3 separate regions of the Mus musculus genome follow, and regions 1 and 3 are each linked to region 2. The links are chromatin loops, found by intact Hi-C in ENCODE. Cell type or tissue: heart. All regions are shown on one strand.

Region 1 (8,000 bases), 65 kb after region 2:
AAATTAAACTATATTCTGTCTTAGAAATATTTTCTATTTCTTATTTTTACTCTTCACCTGCTATAATAGGAATTCCTCAAATACAGTAGTTTAAGTGAGGTGTAACTTTCTAATGATCTCTTTCATTCTAGTTCAGATATAGGCTTGTACCAGACCTTGGTTTATTGTTCTTCCTCCTCCTAAGTAGGGTTTAGCAAACTACAGCTCATAGAACAAATCCTGCTGATTTATTTTGTAAATAAAATTTTAGTGAACCACAACTATGCTGTATAACTTATATTTTATATTTGACTGTGTTATTGCAACAGTGAAATATCTGAATAGCAATGACAGAGACTATAGTCCACAAAGTTGAAAATAACTACTTTGGTCAGTCACCAAAAAGGTTTGCTAACCTTTGATATTGTGTGGCATCAGAATTCTGATGACGAAGCATCCTGCAAGATTGTGTTCCATTTTAGCCAGGGTGGATGGGTATTTAGAAGTCAGGCAAATAATTACATGGTACATAAGTCACACAGACACTTCTCACATTCCTCTACACACAATTTCATCATAACTCAGAACAACAATTGTTAGGAGTTAGAGTCACTAGTTGGATGGCCATGTGCCAGCTGAAATTTGAGAAACTCTTCCCTCAAAAGATGAATAGAAGTGTTGGAGTAACCTGTGCCTCAGTCTGTTCTTGCTATCTATTTCTTGTTTGCTAGTTCAGGCTGAGAATACATGTGTAATTCTGTAAGAAAAGCAGACTGAAGTCACCACAGTCACCTAGTGCTGCAAGATACACAATCTCAGATCAAGGGTCTCTAGGTCCTTTTTTGGGGGGGGGGTGTTGAGACAGGGTTTCTCTGTGTACCCCTGGCTGTTCTGGAGCTCACTCTGTAGACCAGGCTGGCCTTGAACTCAGAAATCCACTTGCCTCTGCCTCTGCCTCCCGAGTGCTGGGATTAAAGGCGTGCGCCACTACTGCCCGGCTAAGGGTCTCTAGGTTCATGAAAATTTGTACATGAGGTACGTTCCTTTTTGTTCATGGTCCAGTGATTTGAAAGAAAGAGTCTTTCTTTGTCTCTTCCTAGTTGTATACCTTTTCTGCAATGATAGAATGAAATCAGAATTCCTGTTTGGAATCATTGTCCCACAGACACTAACAGCTCTGTGTAGGAAGGAGTTGTGCTCTCCCTGGTCCATAGGCGAGTACTTTCTCAGTTAGACTTGGCTGCTCATAGGAAGTCAGCTCCTTTGCCACTGCCCTATAAGACACCTGAGTTGATACTGGGCCAAGTTCTTCCCGATTTCGTTTCTGTAACATGGGTTTTCAGACTGCCTCCTTTGGGGGAAGTTTTATAGCCTGATTCCCACTGATGAGGGATTAGAAATATAACTGTTACTTAAGACTTTAGTCACATATTTTGAAGGCCAGGCTTGTAGCCTTGTGTTCAGAAATGTAATTCTCTCAATTATTTAGTAACCTTCTGGACTGTTTACTTATACTCAGTTTCAAGTTGGAATAATCAGATGTAGTAATTTCTTTTAGATGAAGAGTTTTTATGTATCTTAGGCTGCACTCAAACTCTGTATGTAGCTGAGGATAGTTTTGAACTCTGATCCTCCTGCCTCACCTTCACCTCTTTCAAGGTATGTGTCACCACACCTGGTTTGTGTGGCGGTAGAGATCGAACCCAGAGCCTTGGGCATGGTAGGCAAGCACTCTGTCCACTAATCTACAGCCATAGTCCTTAACATTTTTTTTATAGTTAGTTAATATGGAGCAAGCACTTCATTTTGTAGGAAATAATCTATTAAATGTGTCCTTTTGTAACAAGGAGCTCACCCCCCAGCTTTCCCATCTGCCATATGTTTCCTTGTTCACCTTTACCTTATTGTTAAACTAGCATAACAGATTTTAATTTTCAAAATAGCATCATTCCATCTGCAGTTCCAAATGACCATTCTGGTTAGGATACATATTAAATTGCTATATATAATAAGAAGATCCAAGAAATTCAGTGAGCCTATTTTGATTTGCCATTCTTAACTACATGCTCTCATCTGCATGGTTGAAATCTGATTTGTTATACATCTCACTTGCCAGTGCTTGAATCCTGTTGGTGAAGACATGGTCCCTATAAGAGATTAGTCACTAGCTACATAAGAGATTAGAAACCCAATCTCTAGCTGGTAACAGTGTTTCTAAGAACATGAACATATTGGGAATCCTGGAAACTAGGAGTCAGTGAAGAATTTACTCCCATCTTTGTTTTGCCTCTGTGCCCTCTGGTCTAATGGGAGACTGCTTGTCATCTGATGTGAAAACACTCTTTTCTCCCACTTTATCACAGAGTTTGTTATCTCAGGACATTATATAGTAATCAGAGTGGGTATGATTTTCTTGAATGTGGGTCAGAATTTTGGGTGGCTTATCTAAGCACTGAGTAGTTGACAGCTAGCTGTATGTAGTTACAGTGATGCAATGGCTGGACAAGTGGCAAACTCATAGTCTCTTATCTTCTTTAAGTGTGCAGTGAAACTTGCCAAAATGGTTGGTTATGTGAGTGCTGGGACTGTGGAATACTTGTACAGCCAGGATGGAAGCTTCTACTTTTTGGAACTGAACCCTCGGCTACAGGTTGAACATCCTTGTACAGAGATGGTGGCTGATGTCAATCTTCCTGCAGCACAGCTCCAGGTGAGTCACCCTGACCTGGATTCAAGTTATAGCTTAGGGAATTTCAAGAAAAGTACAAATAAGCAAGAGCCTTTATTTCTCATAAATACGGGCTACGTGGTATGGGTTAGTTTTCTGATGTTATTCAAACTAAACAGTTGTACTGTATCTTCCATATAAACACAGCCAATAAACTGTTTTGAGAAGAAACTTTAAAATCAGTCTGCTTTTGGGCTGGAAAGATGGCTCTTTTGTTAAGAGTATTGGCTGCTCTTCCAGAGGTCCCAGATTGATTCCCAATGCCTACTTGGTGCACAGCCTTTTGTAACTCCTGTTGTGGGAGATCTGATGCCCTCTGCTGGCTCCTTCAGTCACTGCACATGTTGTACAGACATGTAGGCAAAACATTTATACATACACTTTTTTAATTAATAAAAAATTTAAAGAACAATTTGCTTTGTTTAATTACAGTAAACTCCATAACTTTGGCATTAGCCCCCATTTCTGATTCTAGTCTGTTTATTGAAACAAGTCCAGATGAGGTGAACTGAGTAGTACACATTGTAAAAATAATATATAAAGTGGTAGCTATTGTTCTATCGTCTTCTTCCAGCCTGGGAAACAAATAGTATGGTAAATAGTAGAAGCAAATGATAATATTTGACATTATTTTATCTGCATTATTTCCAATTTGGGCTGGTCCATCTTAGGGAACCTGGTGGTCCCTGCTCTTTAGAGGGACCATATTGATGCTGAATTTAGTATGGAAATTAATCACCTAATCTCAAGCAGTCTTCTTATCTCAGGCGTCTGAGCAGCTTGGACTGTGAGCACATGACAAAATACCTAGCTGATAATCTTATGTGACCTAGTTTTGGCATATACTAAAAACAGCTTGCAGGTTCCCACTAAAAAGAGTTTTGTGGGTTTCTTTACTTTTTTTTTTAACATTTATTTATGTATATGGGTGCGCATACTATAGCATGTGTTTGGAAGGTAGAGGACAACTTTTGGGAGTTGGTTCTTTCCTTTCACCATGGAGTCTGGAGATTAAATTCAGGTCATTGCCTTGGCAGTGAGTGACTTTGTTGAACTGTTTCACAAGCTCTTATTAGAGCATATTAATTTTATAAAATAACAGGCTTTTCCAGGAGTATTGGCACATGCCTTTAATTCCAGCACTCAAGAGACAGAGACAGACAGATGTCTGTGAGTTTAAGGTCAGCCTAGTCTGCATAGCAAGTTCTAGGCCAGCCAGGACTATGTAGTAAGACCCTGTCTCGGAACAAACAGGGTTTCATTATGCTGTTTTTATGCATGTTGATCATATCCCTCCTTGGTTAGTTTTCTTGTCCTCCTTTTGTAGGAGTAGCCACCCAAGTAAGGGTCTAGAGATTTATTTACTCTTTCCAGTGGTTTACATCATGAGAGACAACTCTAATGTTGTTAAGGGTTTTTACCTATCTGAACTTCTTGACTTTTTTTTTTTTTCTTTAGATAATTTTATTCTCATCCCCCCATGGAGAAATGATAGCAGAGGAAAATGTCTGTTGCATTATGAATTTGGGGACATGTTAGGAAAGGGGAATGATCCTAGCAAATAACCCTTAGCATTGTGTTTTATTTTATATAACTTAGATAGTTGTAGAATGCAGATTACAAAAGTAGAATGCTTTAGTAGTAATTCCAAAATATGCAAAGACTCTCAGGTATTTTGATAGCTCCCCTCTGTTAAGGACAGGGACTGTGGAAAGTGACATGTGTTTTATTATCTTTCAGATTGCCATGGGGATCCCTCTATTTAGGATCAAGGATATTCGTATGATGTATGGGGTATCTCCTTGGGGAGATGCTCCCATTGATTTTGAAAATTCTGCTCATGTTCCTTGCCCAAGGGGCCACGTGATTGCTGCTCGGATCACCAGTGAAAACCCAGATGAGGTAACCCTTCACTTAAAAGGCTTAATGTTAAGACAAGTGTCTGAGGACATGCTTTTGAAGTCTTGGACCGGGTTTTGAGAGGGAAATTTATAGAAGATTTGGAGAGCAGATACATGATGGTTGCTGCACTGGCCATTTCATTTCAAAGTCACTCAGGAAGCATCCGTGATTTGTAGCTCTGGACCTTGTGAACTATAGCTCTGGACCTTGGCTTGTATGGTTTTGGGTCAGCTGTGCCTAATGAACCTAGAGCCTGAACATCAAGTATCAATGTTCTTTTCCCTGCCACTAAATGTAGTCTCTTTTGTTCTTCGTCCTCTAACAGGGGTTTAAGCCCAGCTCTGGAACAGTTCAGGAACTTAATTTTCGTAGCAATAAGAACGTTTGGGGTTATTTCAGTGTTGCTGCTGCTGGAGGACTTCATGAATTTGCTGATTCTCAGTTCGGGCACTGCTTTTCCTGGGGAGAAAACAGGGAGGAAGCAATCTCGTGAGTATGATAGCATTTCACTGCATTTTGTTTAATAAAATTGGGCTAATCCTCAGTGAAGGCATTGGCCATTCTTCATCTGCTGTGGAAGCGCTGCTGTGGAGAACTTGCTGGAAGAAATATATCTTAGTTTGTACTTGAATTCATCCTGTGTTCTGTACTGCTTGGCAGATTTGTTTGTTTCTAAGTCTTTGCAAGGTTTTTGCTTTTTGGTTTTTGAAAGTGAAGTTATTTGCTTTGATGTTGGTTTTGTTTTAGTTTTATATTTTTATTAGGTATTTTCCTCATTTACATTTCCATTGCTATCCCAAAAGTCCCCCATACCCTCCCCCCCACTCCCCTTGTTTTTGTTTTTACAGTGATGGTAATATTGCTGGGGAGAGGTAGATTCTTGCCCATGAATTTGGTATCAGATAAGTTATAGATAGTATAAAGTGCTTCACTAGATAGCTGTGAGCAACTCACATGCATTAAATTTTCTAATTTGACAGGTAAAATCTATGTGTATGTACAAAGGTATATAAGTATGTGTATGTATACATACACATACTTGTGAGTATGTATTTAAGGGTATATATACTACATGCTGCTTTGATATGCACATGCCTTGTGTAACCAAGGTCTTACCATTTTTTATTTCTGGGGATAATCTAGCATTTTCAGATATTCAGTGATACTGACCACCATCACCATGGTGTCCTGACATTTAAAATAATAAAATCTTACTTGATTTATGAAAAGAGAATAATTATATTAAACCATGGAACAGTTTATATAAATATAAATGGCAGATTAAATATTAATATTCTGTTAATTATATGCATCAAATAGTCAGTAGTTTTGCTTGCATAAAAATTGGTGGGAAGTAATTTTTATTAGTATATGTTTTAAAATATCTGTCATAGATTCAAAATTAGTTCCTCTGCCTCTCTCTGTCTTCCTTCCTGGCTTTCCCTCTCCCCTTCCCTCCCTACTTCCTTTTCTCTCTCCTGCCTCTTCCTTCCTTTCTGTTTTTCTTTGTGGTGCTAGAGATTGAACACAGGATTTTATGCATACTTGCTACTAAGCTACTTCCAAACTTCTCTTTCTGTTTCAGTTAAAGCTTTAATGGTGTGTTGCCTAGCCCCTGATTTAATAGTATTCCTTTCACCTTTGAACTGTACACAGAATGTGTATTCCCTTAGTATTTTTTAATAGTCTTAAGAGATTTTGTTGTTGTTATTGCTGTTAGGATTTTTTTTTTAATTTTAGCTGTATGAATAATTTCCCTGCATATATTTATTTGAGCCACATGCATGGTGGTGTCTGCAGAGGGCAGAAGAGGGGGTCAGATCCGCTGGAACTGGAGATATAAATTGTTGTGAGCTACCATGTAGGTGCTGACAACTGAACCCTGGTTCTTTGGAGAGCTGCTAGTGTTTTTAACTGCTGGGCCATTTCTCCAGTCCAGTTCTTAAGCTTGTAACAATGTTTCCAAAAGTGATGAGGTCTGCTTATTCCTGTGTTTTGTATGTTATACTTCTTTACATCTATTCAAGACTGTGTGTGAAAATGTTCAAAATTATAATAGTGCTATCAGAAAAAAATGTATAAAGTTGCCTCTCAGTGCGTTATATTGCTTTAATAATCTGATGTGGGGTGTGTGTGGGTGTGTGTGTGGTTGTATGTGTGTGTGTTTACAGCCTGCAGGAGTCAGTTTTTCCACTGTGTGGATTCTGAGAATTGAACTTTGATAATTAGGCTTGGCAGCAGGTGCCTTAACCTGTTTAGCCAGCTTGTGGAAGTTTCATGTGGCTGCTTCATTTAACTGGACATGAGTTGAGTAGTTTAGACAGTCCCCCTTCACTTTCCCTGTCTCATTTGTGTTTCCAGGCTGGCCTCTATTGGCATTTTTGTTTCAGTCTTGATTAAGCAGGCCATTGTATTTATTCTACAGGATATGTCCAAAGCCTTGGTCAGAATTCTCACTACTTTCTTTTGGTCTGCTTGTATATTTCTCTATAGAAGAAAAGAAATTAGGTCACCTTTTATCATATTGAAATAGTCTCTGCAATAGATGCTTCCTGATACTGTACCAGAAATTCTTCTTTCAGCTCAGAGCTTTCTTCGTGGCATCTAATCTGTACTCTATCATTGGCTGTTAGATCTTCCTCTCTAATAGTCTTAGCCTACACATCCAACATCATTTCTCATAATATAAATACCATACATGAATATGTTGTTTCTACTATATCCCCTGAACAATAAGCATATAGTTTATATATTCCCTTTCTATCGGCAGATTTGCCTCTCTCCCTGTCTGCGAGCCCTCTTTTTAGCTGCACTGTTTTCTTTTTTTAATTAGGTATTTTCCTCGTTTACATTTTCAATGCTATCCCAAAAGTCCCCCATACCCACCCCCCCCAATCCCCTACCCACCCACTCCCCCTTTCGACTAGGCCATCTTTTGATACATTTGCAGCTAGAGTTAAGAGCTCCGGGGTACTGGTTAGTTCATAATGTTGTTCCACCTATAGGGTTGCAGTTCCCTTTAGCTCCTTGGGTAATTTCTCTAGCTCCTCCATTGGGGGCCGTGTGACCCATCCAATAGCTGACTGTGATCATCCACTTCTGTGTTTGCTAGGCCCTGGCATAGTCTCACAAGAGACAGCTATATCTGGGTCCTTTCAGCAAAATCTTGCTAGTGTATGCAATGGTGTCAGCATTTGGAAGCTGATTATGGGATGGATCCCTGCATATGGCAATCACTAGATGGTCCATCCTTTCGTCACAGCTCCAAATTTTGTCTCTGTAATTCCTGCTGCACTGTTTTCTAAACAAAGTACCTATTTTTCCTTTTGGTCTGTTTGCTTCATTCTTCCTTTTCTCTAGTCGCTCATAAATTTACCACACTCAATAGATA
Region 2 (8,000 bases):
AAGGTAGTCAGGATGCTTAGTATCAATTCCTTACACCTCTATACAACTTCTTTTTAATTAATTAATTAGTTAATTTTATGTGAGTTATGTGAGTTCACTGTAGCTGTCTTTAGACCCACCAGAAGAGGACATCAGATTCCGTTACAGATGGTTGTGAGCCACTATGTGGTTGCTGGGAATTGAACTTAGGTCCCCTGGAAGAGCAGTCAGTGCTCTTAACCGCTGAGCCATCTCTCCAGCCCCATAACTTTATTTTTAATAGTTTTGTTTTGGAGTCTAGTTTTGCTTCATGTAGTCGAGCTAGCCTCAAAGTTGCTATATAACCAAGGATTGTCTTGGATGCCTGATCCTCCTGCTTCAGCCTCCAGTGTGCTTAGATTACAGGCATGTACTGTGCTCAGTTTCCTTTTCTTAAAATAAACTTTTATTTATTCATGCTAAATTTACTCCTGTGTCATAAGTTTTGTCTCTTCAGCTTCTTCTGGGGAATAATTTGTTCCTTCTCAGTGAGGCTCATTGCAGTGTGGCAGGGGAGTCACATGTGGGGTAATCTGGCCATGAGCTCTGTAAATTTGTTGCTTCTTTGTAGACGCTTGGCTCACCTGGGTATGTTGAGTGTCTAGAGGACCTACATCTAAACCCTTAATTTCATAGTCTCTGCATTCTTAAGCATGTGTAGCAAAAATTCAGCATTCCTTTTGACCTACACTCTTTGTCCTTTCCCACTGTTTGGTCTGGATGACCTACCAACTCTACCATTAAACAGCTGGAAGGGTACACATTGCTTCTTTAAAGTGACATGTTTCAGGTATTTGGTGGCTTTTTGAATATGTGTCCTCAATGGCCTGGGCAGTTTCACCTTCTTAAAGTGAACACAATGATTTAAGCCTCTTGATTTGCATGCTTTTGTAGGGTTTTCTGGGTCAAGAGAGTTGTAAGCCATTTTTATAGATCACCTCAGGCCACTTACAGGAAGAGCTGGCTTCCTCTTTACACAATCTTTTTTTTTTTTAATATTTCTTTTTATGTGTATGAGTGCATGTTTGTTATGTACCACATGCATGCCTGGTACCTGAAGAGGCTAGAAGAGGGTGTCAGAACTGGATACATTCAGTGTCTAGAGGACCTAGTGTCCCCTGGAACTGGAATTAGACTGTGTGAGTCACTCACGTGTGTACTGGGATTTGATCCCCGGTCTTTTGGAAGATGGTCAATGCTATTGAGCCATCTCTCTCGTGTAGGCCTTGTATTCTTTTAGGGCTGTTACAACAAAATATGACACTACAGAAACAATATAGAATTCTTCACATTTTTTTGGAGACTAGAAGTCCATAATCAAAATGTCAACAGTGTTAATTACCTTCTGAAAATTTTCTTCTAGACTTATCAATTACTGTCTTCTCTGTCTTCAAAGGATCTCTGTCTATCTGTTCCTTAATATCCATTTGTTTAATTGCACCAGTTATATTTTACTAGAATCTACCCTAAATGATCATGTTTTAATTTAATAATATCTTTAAAGACCCTATCTCTATCCCTGCTCCCCCACACATCTTGAGGTACTGTAGAATAGGACTTCAGCATTGGGTTTTGGGGATATAATTCAGTCCAGAAAAGACTTCTAGTTCCAGCTTCTAGAATGCACACTTGCCCCCTTTCTCTTCTACCTGCTAGCCTTGTATAGTATGTTTTCTCCACCCTTTGTTTGGCTCTATTCCTCCACCTCTTACAGACACACAGCTTGTGTGGCAAGGACTCATGGAGACCTGCTCTACAAAGCCTACAGTAGAATGGGCAGGTCTTGGCCTGTCCCAAACAGCACAACACTCAGGAGTGGTTCCAGTTCCAGAAGTTACTTACTGTCTTACAGCCCTTTGCCATTTCTCTGCTCCGGTGTCTAAGCATTTGATAGCAGATTCTTTGTGAGTGGTCTTGGGCTATCCTAACTCATTCTTGGTTTCTCCTCCTGTAGCTTTTTGTTGTTTTGTGTCTTTCTTCAGTCTCCCAAGGCCAGGCAAGGTACAAAATCTTGAAGGCCCAACTCACCTGCCTCTGCCGTGTAAGTACACTATTGTAGCTCTTTCATTAGTCCTTACCTTGAGTAGTTTGTTTTACTTTTTTTTTGACAATGTTTTGTGTATATGTTGATATTTTCATATCCTAGTGTACATGTGAACTTTGTTCAGTTTTTTCCTTCTCCCGTGTGGGCTGGGATAGTACTTAGGTCCTCAGGCTTGGTTGCAAACTCCTTAACCTGCTGAGCCAACTCACAGCCAAGAGCTGGTCTATTTGAATACCTCACTTGAGGGTGGAACCCAGGGTCTTACACATGTGAGGCAAATGGTTACACCCCACAATCCCTGAGTTTTTGAGGGTAAGCCCATTATTGTGACATTCCTAAAGCCGACAAACAGCAACACCGTTAAGAATCCTCGGGAAAGAGACTTTAAAAGGTGAAAGAATTAGAGGCGACTTCAAGATTTTTAATTCTTTTTACTTGGTCACTTCTTCATGCCAGCTTCAGAGAGCACTACTATGGAGAGGCAAAGCTTCCCAGATTATTCTTAGTCAGTAAGTGGAACGTCTTGTTAAACCAGAAAGTCTTGCTCAATTTTCTTTTCTTTTCTTTTTTTTTTTAAAGCTTTGAATTTCCTTTGTTCAACTGACATTTATCCCATTGACACAGTTACTGTTAAAATATAGGTCACTGTTTTGTAAAATCTGTGAATTCCCCAATTTGTTTCTAATCCTTATAACTTCAAAAGTGAGTGGGTAAATTCCTGGAGGAGCTGCCACCTTATGGCAATAAGGGATCCCATTGTTCCTGTTGACCAATCTTAATATCTTCCTGTCTTAGCTTCCATCCAAGAATTCGTTTCCTGGGGTGTGCCTTTCCATCCTTTTCACTTTTGCCCTCTGGCACTGAACTACTCTTCTGGCCACAGTGCCCTCTTCTGCACCTTTCCTGGCCTCCATCACAGGCTTGTGTGGGATTGGGAAAAGAACTCTGGGTGCTCCTCTGAATTCTTGCAATAGTTTAGAATTCACCCCATTCTTGTCGAATGGATTTCCTCTCAGCGTCTCGGCACCTAAGATCAATGATTGCATTGTGTTGGGAAGTCTTCCAATCACCATTAATCTTCAATACATACTGCCATGAAAGTATGTGAAGTGATAAAACTAGAGAAATTTGTTGACTTCATTCACCTCAAAAGGCTTGGAGCAACCCCAGTAAAGGATGTAAAACAATCTAAGAAGTCAGGACTCCCTGACACGCACTGTGGAGGGCAGGCATGAGACTGCTGTCCTTTGTACCTTCCTTACCACCAAACTTTATTTACTAACACTTCTCTTTAGAAATACTCCGCGATCCAGCATCTTCAGCTCCTTTTGAGGTAAGCTGGGGAGCTAAGCAAAGGGGCTGGTTGCATAGGCTAGCCTCCACTACTCTGAAGGCAGTGGACAGGCAGGACATGGACCTCATTAGAGCGTCAGGATTAGCAATGGTTCTGTTCATCCAGGGCCAGCACGTCGCCGATCGCACCTCTTGGCTCCCCTGGGTTCCTTTCCCGCGCTACTCGCCAGCAGGTCCTTGAGGGGAGTTTCGAGCGGAACCATAGCTTCCACTCCGCTCTCTGCCGGGAGGTGGAGCCGTTGGGCCGGCCCCAAACCCGCCCAGACAGAAGGGGAACCCACCACGTCCCAGACCCGCCCGCCCTCGCACCGCTCGGCCCCGAATGGCAGAGCCGCACTCGGACCATCGGCATCGCCTCACGTCGCCCCGCCCCGCGCCGCGCGCCCATTGGCTGACGCGGGCCCGAGCCCGCGCCTCGCCCCCTCCCACTGGCGCCCAGACCGCGCGGCTGCCCGGAGCGGGGTCGGAGGTGAACGGCCTGGAGTAACCCCGGACGCGCGCGGACCTAATGGGGCTGGGCGGCTGAGGTGGGCGGCCGGGCGGGGGCGGGCCGGGGGCGGGGCAGTCCACCGAAGCCCCGCCCTCCTCGGCCCCGGTGCCGGGCCGGCCTGCTGAGCGCCTGTCAGCCATCGCCGAGCCGCCGGCGTCGCCTCCCGCCCAGCACATCTCGGCGCAGGGTCTCAGCGACCGTCGGTCCCTGCGTGCCGCCAGCCTGAGGTGAGGCGAGGGCCGCAGCGCAACCCGGAGCGGCCCGGGCCGCGGAGGGGCAGCCGGCAGGGGGCGGCCTCCCAGCCTCCACCGGCACGCGGTGGGGCTCCATCCAATGCAGACCCCGGGCCGGACAGCCGAGTCCTCTCCTCAGCTCCGCGGCCTCCAAGCCCCCTCGCTCGAGCTCCGCGTGGAGGGCTCTGGGGTCAGGCTGCTTGCGGGCCGAGACCCCGGAACCTGGGAGGAGTACCGCCCAGGGCCCTTAGGGAGGAATCAGTGAGTCTGCCCGGTGCTTGCTGCCTACTTGCGGGTCTGATTCTTTGCGTCGGTTCCTGGGCTCCGAGAGGGAGAAGACCACGTGGGAGGCGGGTGTTGAGGGTTGGGTCTGGTTGCACGGAAAGTCTCGGTCCTCTCTTGCGGAGAGAGGTGTGGGGCGCAGAGGCGCGGGCTGCTGTGGTACTCACTGTGCCTTTGTATCGCGGGGAGAGCCCGGGCCAGGCGGGCTGTCCCTTTGCCAGTTCCTGCTCGCAGGATTTGAGGGTTTCTATGAGGGACGTAAGTAGTAAAAGCGTGCTCACTAGTTCTTAACTCTCCCTTTGGCGTTCGCCTTGCTAATTTAGGGCAGCTATTGGAGATAAGACTTAAGAAGGTGATAGGAAGCTAGAGTTCAGAGGAAAATGTGAGTGGAGATTCTGCCCTCATCTGGGCCGATATGTATATAGTTTGGATATGTGTATCCGGCAAGTGGACATTTCCAATAAGCTTTAAAAATCAGGGGCTTCATGTAGGCCTTGTGGGTTTTTACAGAAGCATACAGGAGTATAACTAATCAGAGGAAATAATTTTAGATGGTTTTGTTAGGAGATTTAAGACAAAAGGCTCTAGGATTTCCTGATTCCATGTCTACATAAATTGTTTCAGAAACTTCCCAACGTGCAGAATAAATCTAATAACCTGGCCTTCACTCTCAGACGTTGTTCTCTCTTGACTTTTCTGTTTCATTTTTCCCTCTAACTCTACAGTTCAGGCTGGGAACTATGCTTTCCTTGGTTACATAGTTTAGTTTCCTCTCTGTTAGCGGATAGGAGAACCCTAATTTGTCTGTTGCTTGGTGAATGGGGATGCCCTTGACATCTGTCTTGGGATTTTTGTGTGTGTGTGTGTGTGTGTTCATTTGACAAGCACTTGTTGGAAAAGCGTTGTTGTCTAACAGGATTTTTCTAAAAAGCAGTGTAGGTAGTAGGTGCTTGCTAGCTGCAAAGTAGCAAGTTTCTTCCCACTTCTTTGGCTTCAGTTTATTTCTAAATACTATTTAAGCCTTAACAGAAGTATTGATGTGACCCCCATGATAATTAGCAAGACTTGTGGGTTTGAAAGATGTCAACAGTAAAATACTGAATTCTGGAGCTGCCAGCGCTTATTAATGTTATAGAGGTTTTGCTTGTGATTTGCCAGAGGATAGAAATACATCAAAGAAAAGATTAAGTCGTTTTCAAAATGGAAGGGAAAGTTGGGAAATAATGAATTTTTACATCAGACCATGACTAAGTATTATCAAAGATCTGTCATTGTGAAAGCTAGCCTTGGAGAACTCTAAAGTGCTGTGAATGAGTTCAGGTGTAGAGCACTTTTCAGCTAATAAGTAGGAAATTTTTACCTGTCACACAGACTGGTTTAACTGGTCTAAAGCCAGTGTTTTGTTTTTATTTGAAGGGACTTCATATGTGTAGCCTTGAACTTGGAATTCTCTTGTCTCAGTGTCTCAAGTATAAGGATTGTTTGTAGGCCTGTGCTGACATACCGCCTCCCTTCCCTCCTGAGATATGGTTGTTCCTCAAGTAGTGTATAGCCCTGGCTGTCCTGGAACTTTCTTTGTAGACCAGGCTGGCCTTGAACTCAGATCTGTCTGCCTCTGCCTTCCAAGTGTTGGGATTAAAGGGTGCCCTAACACACCCAGCTTTTTCTTTACCCTTTTCCTTTTTTTGTTTTATATTTATTTGGTTGTGTGTGTGTGTGTGTGTGTGTGTGTGTGTGTGGTGTGTGTGTGTGTGTATGTGTGGTCATGCAGGTGCTCAGGTGCATGTGTGGAGGTCTGAGGACAACCTTTAGGAATGGGTCTTCAGGTTTGAACTCAGGTTGTCAAGACTCCATAAGCACTTACCCCTTTAAAAAAAGAAACCAAAAAACTTTTCTCTATTTATTTTTTGTGGGGAATGTAAGCATGCCTGCCATGTGGAGATCAGAAGACAGTCTCCTATCTGTTTACTCTTATATCATGTGAGCCTTGGGGAATGAACAGAGATCATCATCTCACAACAGTCCCCTTTACCAGCTGAGCTACCTTCTGGGATTACAGGTGTGTGCCGCCATATTTGTTTTGTTTTTGACGTGTGTGTGTGTGTGTGTGTGTGTGTGTGTATGCTCTTGTGCAAGCTTACACCAGGTCAGAAGACAATTTATGAGAGTTGGGTCTCTCCTATCATGTGGGTTCCTGGCAAAAAGTGCTGTTATGTGTTGAGCTGTCTCCTTGGCCTTCAAATCTTTTTTTTAATGCAGTGCTGGGGATTGAACCAGGGCTTTGTGCATGCTAAGCATGTACGTTACCAACTTAGCATTCTCCGCCTCACTGTACCTTTCTGTGAAGAGGACCCTATTTGTAGATGACACAATTTTGGCATGTCAAAGCCTTGCTTTTTGTTTTTGTTTTGTTTTCAATTTTTAGGTATCTAATATCTTAATTATTGGATGAGCAACCAACAATTAAAATCGTGCAGTAATACACTTAAATTTAATGTTTTTACTGGGGAAAGGCTGGGTTACTTTTTGAAGCAATTCAGAAAAAAAGTTGTTTTATCATTCTTTAACTTTTTTTGTTTTGTTTGTTTTGTTTTGTGACAGGGTTTCTCCATGTAGCTCTAGCTGTCCTAGAACTCTCTCTGTAGACCAGGCTGGCCCCAAATTCAGAGATCTTCTGCCTTTACCCCTGAGTGCTGGGACTAAAGGCCTGTGCTACCACCGCCTAGTATTCCCTAACATTTAAGAAACGTCTTCTATATGTATGGGTACAGGAGGGATCAGGGTAAGGTCAGAAGGCAATTCTAGGGAGTTCTCTCATTTCCCTGTACATTGAACTCAAGTTCCTGTGCTTGAACTTGGAAGTCTGTTTGCTAGGTGAGCTATCTCATGTGACCCTTCACATGTTCTTAAAGATTAATAACTGTAGAAGCCACACATCAAGCATATTTCCATACATTTAAAATCAGAAGGCTTATGAATAAACACTGGAGCCTTATTGGCTGAAAAGTAAATCTTAATCACTGTTGAGGGGACTCCCATTTAAACGTGGTCCTCATCAATCCATCCACTTTGAAAACAGATTCCTATTTAAGTAGTTTATGTCTGTCTGTCTATTTGTAATCATTCTCAGCTTTCCTTGAATGCAATGGTTCATTTGACATGATAGAGACAGAAAGCTTGGCAGTAGCGTTACAAGGATGCTGCACTTACTTGCAAGAATGCATTTGACCTGGCAAAGGTTTTACAAGTTTAGCCAGTTAGTCTTCGCCAAGTGTATTCTAATGATTGAGTTCTCTTACCAATTTGTTACTTATTTAAGTTGCCATTACGCCATCTGGTTTTAGGATGGTTAAGGACACAGGTAAAAAGTTTCACAATAAGGGATTTTGTTGGGTGTGGTATAGGCCTGGCCTGTAATCTCCAAACTCAGGGGGCAGAAACAGGAGGACTTGCGTGAGTTTGAGGCCAGTGTGGTCTACACAGCAGGTTCCATGAGAGCCAAGGGCTACATAAGAAGAATGCTATCTCAAAAAAAAAAAAAGTAGAAGACCAACCCAGAAAGGGACGTTAATCACACTAC
Region 3 (8,000 bases), 390 kb before region 2:
CGTGGGCCCTCAGATCAGTGACTTTCCCACCCTCCCCTCACAGGTCACGAGTGGCAATCAGACACCAAGCCTGTGCATTTGATACATGGAGTTTCATTCTAGGGCAGGAGCATCCGGCAGCGTTTATTTAGAACGGGTTAGTGGCTATTTAACTTTTTCTCAAAGGGCTTCGCCACTTTGGAGAGTGGTTCCATTACTGGCCATTCTAACCCAGACAACCAAGAAACAAGGAATCAGGATCTATGTAGCCTGGGCCCAAACAACTGGAGGTCTTTTAGTCTCAGAAAGAAAAAATAAATAAATTTAGAAATTAGAATCTTATTAGAATTGTGTTTTCAAGAGTGTTTTTTAAAAAGCCTAGCACCGCCAGGCGCAGTGGCGCACTCCTTTAATCCCAGCATTTGGGAGGTAGAGGCAGGTAGATTTCTGAGTTCGAGGCCAGCCTAGTCTACAAAGTGAGTTCCAGGACAGCCAGGGCTATACAGAGAAACCCTGTCTCGAAAAAGAAAAAAAAAAAGCCCAGCACCAATCGGAGCAAAGGTCTCATGCAGTGTCTGCTGGCACAGCTGCAGCAGCTGCAGACCCCTGCAAGAGCCCCCCTTGATGAATGTGCAGCTGCTCGCCTGCACCTGCGTGCACCCCAGGGCTCCTCCCCTCCCCACAGTCCAGGATCCTGCGCCACAGCAGCACCAACTTTTGTCTAAATTTACAAATGACATTTAGGATGACATGGTCCCGTACATTAAATATGCTGTTTGGCCAGCCACCTTTTAATTTGTGTATTTTGGGTTATTCATGTAACTTAAATGGTTATTAATGTCAAACACTTGTTAAAGTAATTTCTGGCCAATCAGTTGTTTACATTTAGATTTTGTACTTTTGACCACAATCAATTTAATAAAGTTATTTCCATCCAAAGTGTAGGGTTATATAAGAAAGAAAGTACTTCACACTTATATTTGCTGTGGGATAAATTAAAAGATGCAAAGATTGGTTCTAGTGATATTTGTTTAATTGTGAGATTTAAGCTAGGCATGGTTAACATTTCTGTTATCCCAGTACCCTGTAGGCCGAGATAGAAGAGCGAGCAATGGGTAATATAGCAAAACCCAGTCTCAGAAAACTGAAGTAATGCTAGGCGTGGCAGTCCACACCTGAAATCCCTGCTCTGAGGAGTCAAGGCACGAGGGCCAGGAGTTTGTAAGTCTCTCCTTTGCTGTGTAGTTCCAGGCAAACCTGAGCTACATAAGGAGAGTCTATCTCAAACAAATGCCCAGCAGACACTGGGGAGATAGCACAGTGGGAAAGGTACTTGTGCAAGCCTGAGAACTGTAATTTGAATCACCAGAAGCTGCCAAAAAGCCAGATGGGCACTGTATGAGCAAATATAGCACGCTCTGGGTTCAGTTGAGAGACCCTGCCTCAGCGAATATAAGATGGAGAACAATGGAGACTGAATCCTGACAACCACCTCAGACACACACACACACGCACACACGAGAAATACAACAGAAACCAAAATTGTCACTTGAAGTACACAGTACACAGTTAAAGGCATGCATAGATCTTCAGGTTTTCCCCTTTGCCCCTAATTTCCTTCTTCTTTTTTTTTTTTTTTTTCTTTTCTATCATGGTGGTTCAGAAACTGCTGTGTAGACAGTGACTGGTGAACACGCACTCACACTGACTAAAGTCTTCATGTTCCAATGGTAGAGGGCTCGCCTGTCCAAAGGGGTCCGCCTACACAGTGAGGGGTCCACACAGAACATTGTGTGAGCTTGCATTCCTTCAGGGTGATTCTGAAATGGAGGGCCCAGGCATCGAGCTGACCCTGCCCTGACCCTGCATGGCTTCCACACCCTCCTCTGCATCCTCAGCTACGGCTTCTTTCACACACTTCCCTAGGCCAGAGGATCTGACAGGCTCTGGTTCTTTGAATTTTCGCCAGTTTGTATCTTGGTGAAAATACTTGCAAAACCGGATCTGATGGTTCATTTGCCGATCTGCTCCTGTCCTTTGCTTACCTTGAATAAAACCTGGCATTTCTTTGTAACCGTTGGTTTCTGGGTCTCTGATATGGATGTCAGGGTTCACCTAAAGGGGAATATACAGAAACACCTCTAGATACTATAGGTGTCCTGGTCCCCGCTTCTGACTTGAGGGACAGATTCTCACTGAGGCATTCTGGGCCTTGCTTTTCTCAGGCTGCCCGGTCAGCAGGGCTACAGCTGTAGATTCGCTATGATATAAAAAACAGCGGAAAGGCGTTGGAGTCAGAATCCTGTTCATGGCACTAAACTCGACAGTGTGTATGTGTGTGTGAACATTGTCTGTGTGCGTGTGTGTGGGAGCTGTGCATCTGTGGGTGTGTGTATGTGTGTGCACATGTGTGGGTGTGTGGTAGCTGTGCATCTGTGTGTGTGTGCCTTGGTATGCATGCATGTGTGTGTATGTGTGTCTGTCTGTGTGCATGTGTGTGGTATCTGTGCATCCATGAATGTGTGCCTGTGTGTATGTGTGTGTGCAAGTGTGTCTGTCTGTGTGCATGTGTGTGTATCTGCATCCGTGGGTGTGTGCCTGCAGAGTTCGTTCAGAGAAGGGCATCCACTGTTCTTCTCTCACTTGCTGCATTATTCCTTTGAGACTGAGTCAGTTGCTGAACCTGGAGCTTGGCTGGCTGCCAGCAAGCCCCAGTGAACTATCCTTTCTCCACTCCGAGTAGTACTGGGGTTACATGCCCGTGATCATACCCAGCTGTTTTGGTTTGGTTTGGTTTTTCGAGTCAGGGTTTCTCTGTGTAGCCCTGGCTGTCCTGGAACTCACTTTGTAGACCAGGCTGGCCTCGAACTCAGAAATCCGCCTGCCTCTGCCTCCCAAGTGCCGGGATTAAAGGCGTGTGCCACCACCGCCGGGCGTACCCAGCTGTTTTATGTGGGTGCTGGGGAGCTGAACTCAGGTCCTCAAGATCCCATAGGAAGTGTTCTTATTCACTGAGCTATCTCTCCACCACCAAATTAGATTTTTTTTTTCCATTTTACTTTTTATGTGTGTGGGTGTTCGGCCTATCTATGCCTGTGACCAGTTTTGCCGTACCTGTAGAGGCCAGAAGAGGGCATCAGATTTCTTCCCCCTGGAGCAGAAGTTACAAGGGGTTGCAAGCTGCTTTGTATGGACTAAACTTGGGTCCTCTGTAAGAGCAACAAGTGCTTTTAACCACTAAGCTATCTCTTCCTGCCTAAAGGCCTGTATTTCCCACTAACCCTCACCACTAAGTACCCATAGTCAACATCAGGAAAATAGGACTAAATATACTTTGACTTGACTAAGTTAAAACAATTCCTTGACAATGAATCACTGGTACAAAACAGGGGTTATAACTTATGCTTAGTTAACAGCAGTAGGTAATACTGGCTGTGTTTTACTTTGCAAATACTCCCCAGGCTCTCACACGCTTTATCCTAATGTATGTAAGACTCTTAGACAACCTCGTCATAGGAAAGGATATGATTTTTAAAAAAAAAAAAAAAAAAGATTTGCTTATTGCTATATGTACGTACACTGTAGCTGTCCTCGGACACACCAGAAGAGGGTGTCAGATCTCATATGGATGGTTGTGAGCCACCATGTGGTTGCTTGGATTTGAACTTGGGACCTTTGAAAGAGCAGTCAGTGCTTTTACCCACTGAGCCATCTCTCCAGCAAAATATTATTTTTACATGCTCTAACTACTTAATATTTTCATCTCATTGATTCTTTTTTTTATCCATTTAGCAAACTTTTTTAAAAAGTTGCAAGGTCTTGGATCTACAGATAGCACAGTTGAACTCCTGCAGTTTGGTATAATGGCCAGCAGGTGGAGACAGAGATCACAAAGTCATTTAGACTGGACATGAGTAGGGTGGAGTGGAGTCGGGTGGGGGTGGGTATCCAGTTCTCATTAGAAACAAGGGTGAGGAGCAGGCTTAACGTTGAAGTCACCTGGGACAACTTCAATGACTTATGGCAGTTCACAGATTCTGAGTTGAGTGGTCTGAGGTGTGTTGCCTTTGGGAGTTTTATAATAGTTGTATTACTGTTTCTACTTACAGCGACGTCTCAGACTTCAGAACACGCCACAAGGGTTGGTTAGTGTGTTGCAGAACCTTCTGGAGAATTTATGAACCCCTGATGTAGTCTTTGTCCTGGAAAATCAGTATATATCTGCCTGCTTGTGTGTGCACATGTGTGCAGATACCCGAGGCCAGAAGAGGGTCTTGGATCCCCTGAAACTGGGGAGAGCATTGGGACCTATCTGATGTGGGTGCTGGAAACCAAGCCCAGGTTCTCTGTAAGAACAGCAAATGCTCTTAACTGCTGAGCCTCCTCTCTAGCTCCATTATTTGTGTCTCTTGTTTTTTGTTTGTTTTTAGGGGGTAGGTTTTGTTTTGAGATGAGCTGTCACCAAATGCACGGGCTGGAGTTCCGTTCTCAACCGTCCTGCCTTAGCCTCCACAGTATTGGGATCACAGGTCCACACCCAGCACGTAACTCTTCAGTAGGCATTTGGATCTCTCAGCACATGAACTGAGGTTGACATGGAAGGGAAGCCCTAAGAGCTTCAGCGATTGTCCGTGGTATTCACACCATCCTTCCGTCTCCGGGATGTCCCTTGTTCCTAGGTTGCAGGCTTTTCTTCCTGGACCCTTTTCTGCTTGGCCCCATTTGCTGGGGTAGTTACCACTGGATGCTCAGTACTGGCTTGAAAACTCCCGATGGAGGGAAAACGTACTCTCCTTGCTAGCCCCATCTTTCAGAACACGCTTTACCACTCTTTTATGGTCACCTGCCTGCTTATCTGTGGCCCTCCCTGCTGGATATAAGTCACTTCCTGTCTTGTTGGCCTTTCCTCGCCTGAACAGGTCCTGGCAAGAGTCTGTTGAGTGAATTGGAAAGGAATACAACACCCCCTCGTATCGACGAGCACCGAGGCCTCGGAGGGGAGATGGTAGCCCTCATGACCAAGCTCACCAAGGGGACAGCGGGAATGGAATTCAGGTCTTGGAGGCTTCTCTATCTTATACTGTCTCCTACATGGCTTTGCTACTGTACATATGTGAAACCCAGATGTGGGGGAAATTAACATATAAAGAACGCTCTTTCCAAGCTTGGGACTTTATTTTTGCTTTTACCACATTTGAAATTCCACACATGGCTATCACTCAGATTCAAAGGTGAACGCTAAGCCAGTTCAAGCCAAGAGGCACTCCCAGATGAGGGTGGTGAGGGCTGGACCCAGGCCAGCACAAGAGGAAAGCCAGTCAGGCTGTTCTTCCTGACTAGGAAAGGGAGGAAATCACATTTGAGGAGGGAGTGGCCTAACCCAAGGCAGGGAGGTTTAGCCAAGCGGATGGCCTCTGGTGGGTTAGCTTGTGACGCTCAGCATGGTGAGCCCATAGAGAGGTCATGGGCAGTGTCGGTAGGCTTACTAGACTTGTAGGTATCCCTAAAGCAAAATAGATTTGCTTTAGGGAGCACTCAGGTAGCAGATGGAGCACGAACAGAAGGGAGGAGCTGAGGGTTCTCACTCGAGGCTTCATTGTAGTTGCTGCCCGTGTAACCTGAGCCCTGGGATATTGAAACTCCCTTCCTTGTGACTGAGGTGTTGGCCATAGAGGGTGCCCCTCAGGAGGCACAGGAGCCTCCCAGGTATGCCATGCAGAGGAGGTCAGGTAGCATGGACCGAAGAAGCTCGGCATAACTCGAGGAAAGACAATGCTGGGTGTGAATCCACAAAGCCAGGAAGAAAGCGCAGCAGGCAGTCCCTCCAAAATTTCCACACAGTCACCACATGACTCAGCAACTCCAGGTGACACCCCAAACAAATGATGTGACCAAGTACAGCAGTGCCCACAGCTGCAGCATTCGGGATAGCCCCTAACTAGCAACGGCGGCTCTGCTGGCGACCAGAGAACGGCATGATGTGTGTCTACTCGGTGGAATAATATTGGGCTGTAGAAAAGGTGAAATATCAATATACTCCATATCGTGGGTGAGCCATTAAATGCTATGCTAAGTCAAAGAAGACAGCCACGTATACTGTAGGTTTTCATTTACATGAGATGCTCAGAATAACATTTAAGTGTTTGCCTGAACAGGTGTTGGGGATAATAAGGGAAAGTACCTGAGTTGGGTTCCCAGGACCCACGTCCAATGGCTCACAGCCACCTGTCACTCCAGGGGATCCAGCGCTCTCTTCTGGTCTATGAGGGCAACTGCACTCACATGACACAAGTGTCAGGTCAGCTTGACTTCATAAGAACGGAACAGCTCTGGAACAGTAGGATTTTCATTCATTTATTCATTCATCCATTCACTGGAGAAGATATCTGGAGAATTTATCAAATATATAAGATATAATATATAAAAATCAGGCAAGTGCAGGGCAGTGGTGGTGCATGCCTTTAATTCCAGCACTTAGGAGACAAAGACAGGCAGATTTCTGAGTTCAAAGCCAGCCTGGTCTACAGAGTGAGTTTCAGGACAGCCAGGGCTACACAGAGAAACCCTGTCTCAAAAATAAAAAAGAAAAAGAAAAGAAAAGAAAAAGAATCAAGCAGAAGAAAATATCAGGGAACAAGGAAAAAAAAAGTCCTGCAGATATCACACTTGATCAGGACGGTAAGCTAATACCGTCAGTGACCTGGGGTCTCGGGGGCCAGAGGCAAGGAAAAACAGATCATGGCCGGACAGAAAGCTCTGGGCAGATTATAGTTTGGCACGAGGTGTGAAGGAAGTTCTCCCTGGGAAGACAACCTTTGAGCAGAGGCAGGCGGGGGTGACCCTTGGGGTGACCACAGAGCTGTACAGCAGGTGGCACGTAGGACACACAGGCTATCTTAGAGGGGCAGGAGGTAACAGAGCAGAACAGCAGGTGGAAACAGGAGGAGGCTGAGCGTGGTAACTGGGATGTGGGGCCTTCCTGGCCTTGTCCCCCCACCATAAAGAGGAGGGGTTTAGGAACCATGGGTGGGGAGGGCTGTGAGCAGAGCTTTGCCCTGACCTTATGGAAGGGCCCCTCTAAGTCAAGGTTTTCAACCATGGCACTGTTAATTCCTCGGGCAGGCTGGTTCCTTGTAGGTGCACTGTGGGATGTTTGTCAACATCTCAAACCCCTTACTTAACCAGACGCCAGGAAGAATCCCCCTAACTATGACAACCCAACATATCTCATGCTTTGGAAAATGTGCCCTGGAGGGCTAAGAAGCCCAAAGTGGAGAAGCATCGCTCTTCTCTGAGCCTTAGCTTGTAGGGGGCATGGGTTCAGGGAGCTCTGGTCTGAAAGGCTGGATTTGGGGGTGGTCGTGACACCTGTAGGATAACATGTCTCTCGTGCAGTGAGACAACCTTCCACCCTGGAATGAATGTAAAGAAAAAAAAAAAAAAAAGCAACACCCTTGGTTACGCTTAATGCTTTGAACAAGAACGGTATGTAAGGTGCCAGAGAAGGTACCAGAAGAATCTCTTGAGCTTTTGGCCCTGCCTCACAAGCATGGCAAGGCAAGAGTATAGAAAAGGGGAGTGGTAAGGGGCTGGAGACAAGGGAACGCGAGCCCCAGTCATCTGGGAGGGGCTCATCGATTCTTGATGCATTTCCTGAGTATCTTCTATACATGAGGCAGTTTCGCTAGCATCGTGTCATCTGAGAACAATACTTAACAGTGAGGCAAATGTTATCCTTCCTGTTTTGTGACTCACAGATTACGAAACTTCTGAGTAACATGCTCAGATCACGGTCGGGACGCATGCGCCTTCCTGTCAATGCCCGATGCTGGCTCCCTGAAGCGTCTAAGTGAAGCTTATGCTAGCTAGCATTGAAGGCAGCGCAGGTTCAAGTGGGGCTGGGAAGCAGAGCAGATGACACAGCTGCTTGCTGCTTGAATGGAGCTTGGATGGGGAGTAAATTACAGGGATTTGGGGCAGGGCTATTTCTTAAAGCATAGAGCTTGTTAATATCAGTTTTG

What was found. Hi-C counts contacts between places; a loop is a spot of excess contacts. Peaks named below come from ENCODE experiments on the same cell type or tissue, not always from the same donor. Only the 100,000 strongest peaks of a DNase experiment are listed, where the experiment ranks them.
Region 1: a loop joins it to region 2, with 6 times the contacts of the local background. A loop is called at or near these places in 14 of 42 quality-filtered maps.
Region 3: it touches region 2 in a loop (2.8-fold over the local background); 2 of 42 quality-filtered maps call a loop at or near these places.

Annotation. Positions count from the first base shown.
Region 1 is chr11:84,240,760-84,248,759 of GRCm38, forward strand. It overlaps Acaca (acetyl-Coenzyme A carboxylase alpha), which reads left to right. Exons shown (of 54, transcript NM_133360.2): 10 at 2,519-2,689; 11 at 4,448-4,609; 12 at 4,935-5,098. Among named protein-coding and RNA genes, the nearest start is that of Acaca, 49 kb to the left of the region's middle. In heart, a CTCF peak has its summit at 3,028 (motif pointing left); no DNase peak of the experiment used is centred here.
Region 2 is chr11:84,175,795-84,183,794 of GRCm38, forward strand. It overlaps a transcript of Acaca not described here. Among named protein-coding and RNA genes, the nearest start is that of Gm11437, 12 kb to the left of the region's middle. In heart, CTCF peaks have their summits at 3,611 and 4,243 (motif pointing right); DNase peaks (open chromatin) are centred at 3,787 and 4,387; H3K4me3 peaks cover 2,728 bases; H3K27ac peaks cover 2,328 bases.
Region 3 is chr11:83,781,702-83,789,701 of GRCm38, forward strand. It overlaps Heatr6 (HEAT repeat containing 6), which reads left to right. Exons shown (of 20, transcript NM_145432.3): 20 at 1-2,053. The coding sequence ends at 21. Among named protein-coding and RNA genes, the nearest start is that of Gm38934, 25 kb to the right of the region's middle. In heart, CTCF peaks have their summits at 3,100 (motif pointing right), 3,827 (motif pointing right) and 6,240 (motif pointing left); DNase peaks (open chromatin) are centred at 5,310 and 7,780; H3K27me3 peaks cover 860 bases.